Regions from separate parts of the Homo sapiens genome. Here regions 1 and 2 are each linked to region 3. A link is a contact called in ENCODE Hi-C data. All regions are on one chromosome and are shown on one strand. Each heading gives the region's core, a stretch centred on a gene start or an enhancer-like site at or near the end of the contact. The rest is flanking DNA. Distances are from core to core; before and after follow the strand shown.

Region 1 (3,563 bases), core at 612-3,111, 2.0 Mb before region 3:
CCAGCTTGGAATTCTCTGTGCTGCTGCTATTGTCCTCCACTTGGAGTTTCTTTCCTCAGTCCTACTCAGTGTACTTTCTTCCCTTGACTACTCATCAACATGGCCTTCCGATGCTGAACGTCTGGATAAAATCCAGTCTCCTCACTCTGACACACATACAGGCCTTCACACCTGGCTGCAACCTTCCCCTCAGGCCTTCTGTCGCATTCCCCTATGGCAGGACACTAGCTCCTCTGCGCCCTCCCACATCTCCCTGCCTCTGCACTTGCTGTTCTTTCAGATTTTCCCCACAACCACAACAGTTCCCACTCCTTTACTTGATAAACTACTACTCAACTTTTAAGACTCAGCTCAAATGTCATCTCAGAAGATTCCAAATTCTGAAGCAAAATCAGACGCTCTCCCTTGGGCTAACGCATTTTTCTCCTCAAGATCTAGTCATTAAACACATGTTTAATAAATGCTTACAGTCTTATGGCAGGAATTTAGACCCTTAGATGTCTATTTCTCCCATGACACCAAGCTTACATGGGTAGTGACTGTTACTGATTCATCTTCGTTATCACCAGTGTCAGGTACCATGCCTGCCACTTAAGAGGCATTTACCAGGAGCTGGCTGAACGGCAGCACCAGTGAGTAAGGGGCAGAAGGGACACAGCCCTGGACAGGGGAGCCTGAAAACAACGGTACTTCAGTTTCCTCATTTATATAAGGAAGTTGGGCGAGATAATCTCTTAAATTTATAATAACTCAAGTTTTACTAGACATTGGGAGGCGAGAATGGCTGACTGCTAAAATCAGTGAACCAAACAAATTGTGACTCGGTAGAAACACTGGTACAGTCTTACAGTGGATGTCCATTTGGGGGTAATCTTTTCTCTGAAATAACAGCAACTTTCTGAAACTACATCCCCCAATGCAAAGACAATTGCACACAATTGAATGCCCTCTCGTCGGGCCTCTGCAATTGGAAAAGGCACTTGTGCTTTACTTGAGCTCTAATCCAGAACTCAGGTCCACTGTGAACCTCACTACATGTTTCAGTGCATTCCAAGAGGGTGCTGAGGAGACCTGTGTCTGTAGCCGGGGAGTGAAGGAAGAGTGTAGGGGAAGCAAGATACGAAATCGTGAAAATATGGAGTTGCCTTATTTTTACAACTTAACATCCAAGAATGCAGAGAACTGTAACTCAGAAACAAATTCACATCAACACAAGTCAAACTGAGCACACATTGTCACAACTGAACAGGCAGGAGACACTACTGGCCAGGGCAGTGTACCAGGTTTACGCAACTCTCTGGAATCATTAATTCTACAGATTATCATTTCTAGGCAGGCAAGAAACCTGGCTTATTCTCCTTTATGTCTCCAAAGCCTAGTAGAGTGCTAGCATTCAATAAAGGCTTCGTGAACTGAAATGGGTTAACCTTTACAAAAACCCGACAGGGTGCGTTTATCGTTATCTCCGATTTAACCCCACAGGGAACTGGGGCTCCGACAGCTCAGTGGATCTGCGCACGTTCAGTGAGCCCGAGCTGTGACCTACGCCCGGGATGGTTAACTCCAACCGCCGCCGCGGGCGACCCGCTGCCCTCCGCCGAGCCAGGCCTGCCTGGGACAGGGGTCGTCACCACCGGGAGCGCCCGGCCGCGCTACCTGGACCACACAGTCCGACTGCAGCAGACACGCGCCCAGGTCCTCCTTCAGGCCCGCGCACGCGCCGCCCTGCGGCTTGTCCTCATAATACTTAGGCATGACGGCGCTTCCCCTCCGATGCGGACGCGACTTTCTCCCACCGCAACACTTGCAACCGGGTCGGGAGCGAGCGAGGCCCCAGTCTCAGGGGACCGGAAGCCAGCGGCAACAACTTCCGGCGGGCCGCGGCGGTAGGGCCGAGGACTACGGGGGCCGAGAGGTGGCGCGTCCGCGGCGGAAGTCGGTTCCCGTGACGCGGCGCGCCCCAAGGGCCGGCTCCGTTGAGGGAAGGGAAGCCCGCCCGGTGGCGGCTGGGGTCGGCTGCTGGGAGGAGGTGGTGGGCTGGTTCGGACGTGGGTCGAGGCTGTAGCAGGACTCCAGGTGAGGCCTGAGGACCACTCTGCCCTCCCGCGGCCCGGGCTCGCGCCGGGGGCCATTTAATCCCGACAGCTTGCGGCCTGACGTCGCTGCGGCCTGGCAGTGACCATGTCGGCGTCCGGCCCCTCGGCCGGCGATAGAGTTGCGGCTAAAATGAAAGGACGCCCAGTTACATTTGCATCGTAGATAAAGAAAGAGCATTTAGTATAAGCATGTCCGAAATGTTGCGTGGGATGTAGGCATACTAAAACCTTATTCGTGGCCTGTCTGAAATCCAAATGGAGCTGGGTATTCTGTGTTTTTATTTGCTAAATCTGGCAGCCGTACCCGCGGCCCCGGGCAGGGAGGGAGCAGCTGGGCTCGGCCAGACCCTGCCGGCGTCTGGGGGGCCTGCGAAGTGGAGGGGAGACGGGCAGCCGGGCAGTGGCCGGCGTTCCCCGGAGCTCGGACCGGTTGGATTGGACTCCGACGCTACCGCTCCCTCTGCTGAACTATTCCGGATGTAAAACACTAGGGATCGGAGTTTTTCTTGGTTTTTTAATCTCATTCTAGTGACCGAGAAGCTTGCTGGCAGTGCGCTGATGGATCTGTGTGAATAGGCCATTTATTTGACCTCTTCAGTAACACTGTTCTAACCGGCTGAAACTGCTTTCTTAGGCATTTTCTTAAAAGCTTGGTGGTTAAGAGCACGGAATTTCGAGTCAGATTTCCAATCTTGGCTCTATCACTATCCTCGGAGTCATGGGGCAGTCACATCATCCCTGTCTCTGTAATGGTAGCTGCCCCTGGATAAGTGTTATTAGGTGATTCAGAAGGGTGGGCTGTTGCCCTTGCCTGAGGTTGCAGTCTGCGGTTCCCAAGCCCCAAGACCCGCCTCAGAACTAACTGCATTTGCTTTTGACTCCTGGCCTTTCTCTAGGGTTGGGAAGAACATGGAAAGTGACCTCCCTGCCAAATAACTCAGAAGAGGAGTGTCGGTAGCCAAATGTTTCTTCAGAATACGTGTAAAAGAAATGTTTTTCTTCCATCTAGGAAGATGTTACCGAGTACTTCAGTGAATTCCTTAGTGCAGGGGAACGGAGTCTTGAATTCCAGGGATGCGGCAAGACACACAGCCGGAGCGAAACGCTACAAATATCTGAGAAGGCTTTTCCGCTTTCGGCAAATGGACTTTGAATTTGCTGCCTGGCAGATGCTCTACCTGTTCACATCCCCACAGAGAGTTTACAGAAATTTTCATTATCGAAAACAGACGAAGGACCAGTGGGCCAGAGATGACCCTGCTTTCTTGGTCCTGTTAAGTATCTGGCTCTGTGGTAAGTGTGTTTATCTGAGATAGAATTGAACGCTGAGTGTTTCTGATTAGATTTTTTGTTATAAATGTGTTGTGGGTCAGAATCTGGAAATATTGGAAACTATTTCTCCTTTTTACTGAAGCCTCAAAAAATCTCACAGGAAAGAAAGTTGTAGTCTTGGTTCTACAGGTCCCA
Region 2 (3,503 bases), core at 547-3,046, 1.4 Mb before region 3:
AGAATACCATCAACTCCTACTTGATAGGGCAATTGGTACGGATGAAACGAGATCATGCTTTTAATGTTTTCTGCAATGCCTGGCACTCAGCACTGAAACGTGATATCTATGCTTATTGCTGTTGTCACTGTCATCATTATCATCAAATAATGCCCCAGGCAAGGTAGAGTTTACAGTTATTTTTTCTTTTTTTTGAGACGGAGTCTTGTTCTATTGGCAGACTGGAGTGCAGTGGCGCGATCTCGGCTCACTGCAACCTCCGCCTCCCGGATTCAAGCAATTCTCCTGCCTCAGCCTCCCAAGTGGCTGGGACTACAGGTGCGTGCCACCATGCCCGGCTAATTTTTGTATTTTCAGTAGAGACGGGGTTTCACCATGTTGGCCAGGATGGTCTCGATCTCTTGACCTCATGATCCACCTGCCTCGGCCTCCCAAAAAAGTGCTGGGATTACAGGAGTGAGCCACCGCGCCCGGCCGGTAGAGTTTGTAGTTCTGACCAAAGCACCAAACCATAAAGGGCTCCCCTCTGCTGCCCCAAAGCTTCTGTAACACTTTAATTATAAGAAGCTTAAACTAGAAAGAACAGAGGGAGCTTAGTCCAGACCGGGAGTGTCGGGGGTTGGGGAGCAGGAGCTGATCTTATCAATTTAATACATAAATATTGAGTGTCTACTGTGAGCCAGGGTTGTGCTGGGTGTTAAGGAATATTTGGGTATTTCTCAACATTGAATAATACGAAAAGTCTCACTTGTCTCCTCCACAACCCTGCGCATTTCTCACACCGAACCTCATCCGTTTAAGAAAAACTTTTCTTCTTCTACCGCTACATAATTTTACTTTGGCTTGCTTTAAATGCAAATGTTTAAACAGAAAATTAAAAATAATCGTATAATAAACACCCTTATTACCCATCACCGAAATTTTTAAAATTAGCATTTTTGCTCAAATAGAGCTTCGATTTTTAAGAAATTTTTGCTTAAGGAAAATTAACTAAAGACATCATAGCATCTCTTTCTAAAACACTTTGGTCTGCATCTCTAAAAATTAAGGAAAGTTTTGGAAAAAAAATCATATTGCCTAAGAAAATAATTTTAATGCCCCCCAATCTATATTCAAACTTTTCTAATAGATCCAAAAATGTCTTTTAAAGTTCGTACAAACCCAGGTCCTATCAAAGCTTATATATTACATTGCGTTATATCTTATATCTCTTAAGTCTTTTAAAATCTAGACTAGTAGCCTCCCCACCTTTTCTAGGTAACATCAATCTATTAAAGATCTAAAAGAAAGCGGCCCAGTTGTCCTATAGAATATCCCACCTTCTGTATTTAACTGCTTCTTCGTGGTGTGGAAAAATCATTTTTAACTCTTTCACTTCACCCCAGACACAGCAGGAACCAGCTCCTTTTCCTCAGGTCCTCCCCGCCTTGGCTCATTGCTCACCTTTCAGAACCTGCAGGAGCAGATCAATCCCCTCTTGGTAACACACCAGAGCCTGCGGATACCGCGACTCCGAATCTAGTTCTACTGCCCGCTTTAGCACAGTGGCTGCAGCTGTGCTCTGCGGGTCCTGCCTCAGCCCGGACTTCGCCATAATTCTGGAAGTTCTCCTCCGCCTCAACCCAGGATGAAGTTGAGCGGGTCTGCTGCGCTTCCGGGAAGTGGTCATGTGATACCCAGGCGCCTGCGCTCTCTTTCTAGGGACTTTCCTGAGTGGGAGGGATTTCGCCGGAACAAAAATGCCTCAGTTTGGAGGTCGCGCTCACTGCGACGGCAGGCTTTGAGTGTAGCACTTGGTAGTTCTTCCTCTGCTCTGCTTCCCTTCGGAGGAAAATTTCAGGCTGAAGGTTTAGCGGGTGCCGGTGAGTGGGGAATGAGTGGCGGAGAGTGCGGCATTCTTCGCAAGGTGTATCCGGGAACCCTCTGCAGATCCTAATTGATTTTCCCTATTGCGTACTGAATTGGCCGGTTACGGCAACCTAAATGGGTCTGCCCCTGATCCCGTCACATTGGCTCCCGTAAGGCCATTGGCCTGCAGGATCCCCCCGTTTCCCAATTTGCAGGATCCAGGGCCACGCGGCTTTTTGTGCCCAGACTCTTGGAGCTCAAGAACGGAGCCGCCGAGGCTGGACAGCTTGGGAAAGGGAACCCAAGCAGCATTTTCTGTGCTGCTGCTTTATTCATAACTTAGGGTTGCCACTGGGTATTAAGGTTGCTTTTTTTTTTTTTTAATGAAGACAGAAAATTGCCTTTATCTTTGTATTGCTTCATTTTATAATGCAAACATCCAAGAGTTGGCAGTTAGAATATTTGCCATTTTATTAAAACTGTGATTTGTTACCATTTTGATCGAGACCTACCAAAAGCTGTTTGTTCTGCCCTTTTTGCCAAGAGGCAGTAATGAGGGCTGCCTACTGCTTGTTAGGCACTAGGAGTTCAGAGAAGAGACACGCTTCCAGCTTTCAGAGATCTCTGGTATCTCTGCAAGAGTGATTCCATGTTTTGCATTTCAGAAGTGTTTTTCCCCCTTTAATAATTGTATACATTGTCGGTTTAGAAAAAGAAATCGATTTTTAACATTCCTGTTGCATGCATGCTCATTGTAAAAAGACAAAAGAACTATCGGTCGCTGGGGGGGAGAAGGGGGAGGAAAAACGCCTTTTTTCATACCCCCAGGGGTATGTTAACGTTTTTCTGACAACCTTCCAGAGTTTTTCTGTGATTACACACGTTCACAGACATTTAAAAAAATAGAAATGGGATCATACTTCTCCTGTGATGCCTGATATTTTCCTGTTTTACAGAAGACAGCGTAATTGTTTCAGGGTCCAGGAGTTACGTGCCTAATTATTAACAGTAACTTTTACTTTATTAAAACGTATTCCTTGCCGGGCGTGGTGGCTCACGCCTGTAATCTCAGCACTTTCGGAGGCCGAGGCGGGAGGATCACGAGGTCAGGAGATCGAGACCATCCTGGCTAACACGGTGAAACCCCGTCTCTACTAAAAATACAAAAAATTAGCCGGGCGTCCGGGCGGGCGCCTGTAGTCCCAGCTACTGGGGAGGCCGAGGCAGGAGAATGGCGTGAACCCGGGAGGCGGAGCTTGCAGTGAACCCAGATCGTGCCACTGCACTCCAGCCTGGGCGACAGAGCGAGACTCCGTCTCAAAAAAATAAATAAGATAAAATAAACGTATTCTTTGAGTCAAACGTGGTGACACACACCTAGCTCCAATTACTGGGAAAATTGAGGATTGCTTGAGGCTGAGTTCAATACCAGAAACATAGCGAGACTCTGTCTCTAAAAACTTGTAACTTTTGACTATCACACCTTCAGAAGTCTGTAAATATTTAAACTTCAGTTATTCTGCAAAAATATATTATATGTCTGCTATAGGGCAGATACCGCTTTACACAGATGTTTGGGATACTTCTATGAATATAACAGACCCAAAACAACAAAATCTAAAAACCCTTTTCCTATGGAATTAGCGTGCTATTGA
Region 3 (3,592 bases), core at 1,042-3,541:
CGCCTGTAATCCCAGCACTTTGGGATGAGGAGCTCAGGAGTTCGAGACCAGCCTGACCAAAATGGCGAAACCCTGTCTCTACTAAAAATACAAAACTTAGCCCGGCGTGGTGGTGCATGCCTGTAATCCCACGTACTTGGGAGGCTGAGGCAGGAGAATCACTTGAACCCAGGAGGGGGAGGCTGCAGTGAGCTGAGATCTTGCCATTGCACTCCAGGGTGGGGAACAAAGAGAGACTCTCAAAAAAACAAAACAAGGCCAGGTGCGGTGGCTCACACCTTTAATCCCAGCACTTTGGGAGGCCAAGGCAGGTGGATCACCTGAGGTCAGGAGTTCGAGACCAGCCTGGCTAACACAGTGAAACCCCGTCTCTACTACAAATACAAAAAAAAAAAATTAGCCAGGCGTGGTGGCGCGCACCTGTAATCCCAGCTATTCGGAAGCTGAGGCAGGAGAATCGCTTGAACCCAGGAGGTGGAAATTGCAGTGAGCCGAGATCACGCCATTGCACTCCAGCTTGGGCAACAAGAGTGAAACTCCATCTCAAAAAAAAGAAAGAAAAAAGAAAGCTTTCAGGACACCAGGCCATTTCCTGGGTCTGTTGTCTTAGGTCTGTTTGGTAAATATTCTGTGACTAAGCATGCGTAACCTTCTGGGAATACAACCCAGTAGGTCTCAGCCTCCTTTTCCCCATCCCCTATTCAGGATGGATTGGCTTTGGTTAGAATGCCTCTGACCGGATCATGTGGGGAAGAGCAACTGTAGAATAGCTGAGTCCTGGAAAACAGGCCTCAGGGAACAGCAAAGGCTGGGGATGAGGAAAGGACAAAACACCACCTGCTCTGTTGCTGTGCAGGACTGAGCAAGAAGCACAGGATCAAACTCAAAGTTAGTTCCAGTCCTGATTTTGGTGGTAAGACCCAAGGAAAATTCATTAACAAACATTGTGCTGCCAGATACATTAATAAATCCCTAAAAGGGCCTGTAATTCAGTTGAAATGAGTGAGAAAAATCTTAAGGATCCTTATAAATTAAATAAAAACTCCTTGCTCTCAAGCAATCATTTGATTCACTCTATATCAACGACTGTGCACTTTAGCATCACCTGAGGATCTTTAAGAAAGTATCTGTGCTAGGCCTCATTTCCAAGGATTTAATTTGTCTGGGGATGGAGCCCCAGGACATTCCTAGTTTTTGAGGGCTTCCAGGTGATTCTAATGCATAGCCACGGTTGGAAGCCCTGCGCCTATCTCACAGGTGTGTGGGTCTCTACTCTCTGTGTCCGCTTAGTTGCCAGGAGGCAGCAAGTTAGCCCACGTGTGCAAGATGCTTCCTTCCATACCAGGTAGGAATATTGCTCTCTTAAACTTGGAGTGTGCCTGGGCAGAAGCTCTGGAGCCCAATACCTGCATTTTACAAGTCAGATTGCTGCTTTTTGCTCAGTGCCTGTGTGCCTGCATACATGGGTCTCCTGATACTCAGGCACGGCAGATGACTTTCACCTTTGTTTTAGTGTTTTGCTCACTGCTGCATCTGCAGAGCCTAGAATGGTGCCTGGTACACAGCAGGCTCTCAATGTCTTATTAATGAGTTGCCTTTTCCAAGGCTGAAGTGATCGTGGGTGAATTCCAGAAGACCCTGCATCATTTTTATTTATTTATTTATTTAAGACGGAGTCTCGCTCTGTAACCCAGGCTGGAGTGCAGTGGAGAGATCTCAGCTCACTGCAAGCTCCGCCTCCCCCGTTCAAGCAATTCTTCTGCCTCAGCCTCCAGAGTAGCTGGGATTACAGGCAACCACCACTACGCCCGGCTAATTTTTTTGTATTTTTAGTAGAGACGGGGTTTCACCATGTTGGCCAGGCTGATCTCGAACTCCTGACCTCAAGTGATCCGCCCGCCTCGGCCTGGGATCACAGGCGTGTGCCACCGCGCCCGGCCTAGAGGCAATTTTCTATTTCTGACTTGTTAGGCTAGTCAGAGCGAGACGTCTTTACAGGTTTGGGCCGGCAGCTGGAAAAGGCACACGGCCCCGGGCTCCTCCTCCACCCAGCCCCACCCCTCCTCCGCTGAAGACCAGCCCTAATAAGGCAGCCACCAGAATTAGAACCAGGTCAAGTGCACTCCGAGCAGGACAGTAGGCAGATCCTATCTGGCGCATGCGAACGCTTCTGTGCCAGTTCCTTGAAGAGCAGGCGCAGACTCAAGGCTGTTGCTTCCGCCCTTACTCCCCGCCGCTCGTCCCTGGGCGGGGCGAAGGCTGGGCTGGGGGAAGAGGCGTGGCGGCGCTGTGCGCGTGCACAAAAGAGAGCTGAGGGGCGGGGGCGCTGCGGCACAGCTGGTTTGAGCAACTGAACTGGAAACAAGATGCAGGTGAGCTAGGACGGGTCTCGGGTCTGGGGGCTGCGGCCCGTTCCTTTGTCTCGTTAGGCCCGGGCGGGCAGTGGACGCCCGCCCTGGGGGAAGCTCCGGCGCCGCAGGCACGAGGGAGGCCCGGCGCGTCCAGGCCCTGCGCAGGCGCAGTGCGGGAGGCGGGCGTGGTCCCACCAGGACCCACGGCCTGGGCGTCCCCGCCTCGGTGTGCCGGGTCCCCCAAACCTCGTCCTCCGGGACTATGTCTTCTCGCGGTCTCTACCCACCCGGGCCTGTGAAGGTCTTGCCGGATCCCGCCTAACAAAAGTTACCTCCTCTCCTGAACTCCCCTAAGGCACACCTGGGCAGAGGTGTTAGGAAGCGGAGGGTCCGGCCTGGGGTCTTCCGCACGTAAAGCAGCGCCACAGCCGGTGTTCCTGGCTCCACTGAGAGCCAGGTGAGGGCTTAGTTACACCCTCTTCCCCCGAGCCCTGGGATCCGCTTGGGGCGTGTTCCCTATCTGACCGCTCGGGTTCCAGAGCTCCCCGCGAGGGTCCCTCTGTTTCGTCCTTTTTTTTTTTTTTATTAAAATAGGTAAAATAAATTATTTTTCTGTAGCTGCAATTTACTAGCGGAATTTGGTTAAAGCCTAAGGAGAATGAATGAAAACACCATGGAAATGGGCACTATTGTGGGTGAAAACCTATGCCAACTAAATTTTGTCACTGTCCAAAGATCCCGCAGTGGTCAGAAATTCTAATCTCTGCTTAGTGGCAGATGGAGAGGAGAGGGTGCGGGTTTTGCTGGGGAGGGAGGCATTAGGGGCTGGAGGGGAGGGCGTGTCTGCCAGGAGCCAGACACTGTTTTTTTTTTTTTTGAGACCGGGTCTTGCTCTGTTGCCCAGGCTGGAGTGCAGTGGCTCTGTCACAGCTCACTGCAACCTCGACCTCCCGGGGCTAAGCCATCCTCCCTTGTCAGCCTCCGGAGTAGCTGGGACCACAGGCGTGCACCCACCACTCTGGGCTAATTTTTTGTGCAGATGGGGTCTCCCTATGTTGCCCAGCCTCAGCCTCCCAAAGTGTTGGGATTACAGGATGAGCCACCGCACCTGGCCTAGACACTCTTAAATGGTGAAGTGGTAGCTTGAGGGCTGCCCTGGCCTCCTTTGCATTCCCTGTCCTTCAGGTCCCTTGAGGCCTTCCCTGACCACCCTGTAGAAAGGATTCTGCTCTTTTTGTTTG

The links. A loop is a pair of places that touch in the nucleus more often than their neighbours do. Pooled maps may share reads with other maps.
Region 1: a map of B cell shows a loop between it and region 3 (20-fold over the local background). The contact joins the promoter of COA5 here to the promoter of PDCL3 in region 3. A Hi-C loop is called at or near these places in 1 of 168 maps with a recorded cell type or tissue (B cell), 2 of 37 single-sample maps with no recorded cell type and 9 of 50 pooled maps.
Region 2: a map of OCI-LY7 shows a loop between it and region 3 (5-fold over the local background). The contact joins the promoter of MRPL30 here to the promoter of PDCL3 in region 3. A Hi-C loop is called at or near these places in 2 of 168 maps with a recorded cell type or tissue (OCI-LY7 and naive thymus-derived CD4-positive, alpha-beta T cell), 2 of 37 single-sample maps with no recorded cell type and 12 of 50 pooled maps.

Annotation. Positions count from the first base shown.
Region 1 is chr2:98,606,651-98,610,213 of GRCh38, forward strand. COA5 (cytochrome c oxidase assembly factor 5) reads right to left here and starts at 1,862. Exons shown (of 3, transcript NM_001008215.3): 1 at 1,657-1,862. The coding sequence starts at 1,755. UNC50 (unc-50 inner nuclear membrane RNA binding protein) reads left to right here and starts at 1,939. Exons shown (of 6, transcript NM_014044.7): 1 at 1,939-2,076; 2 at 3,106-3,389. The coding sequence starts at 3,110. RefSeq lists an enhancer at 1,014-2,003 and a silencer at 2,067-2,166.
Region 2 is chr2:99,179,388-99,182,890 of GRCh38, forward strand. MRPL30 (mitochondrial ribosomal protein L30) reads left to right here and starts at 1,797. Exons shown (of 6, transcript NM_145212.4): 1 at 1,797-1,862. MITD1 (microtubule interacting and trafficking domain containing 1) reads right to left here and starts at 1,671. Exons shown (of 7, transcript NM_138798.3): 1 at 1,444-1,671. The coding sequence starts at 1,594. RefSeq lists enhancers at 1,339-1,478, 1,489-1,718, 1,739-1,788 and a silencer at 2,006-2,178.
Region 3 is chr2:100,560,702-100,564,293 of GRCh38, forward strand. PDCL3 (phosducin like 3) reads left to right here and starts at 2,292. Exons shown (of 6, transcript NM_024065.5): 1 at 2,292-2,372. The coding sequence starts at 2,367. RefSeq lists an enhancer at 1,037-1,833 and a silencer at 2,279-2,618.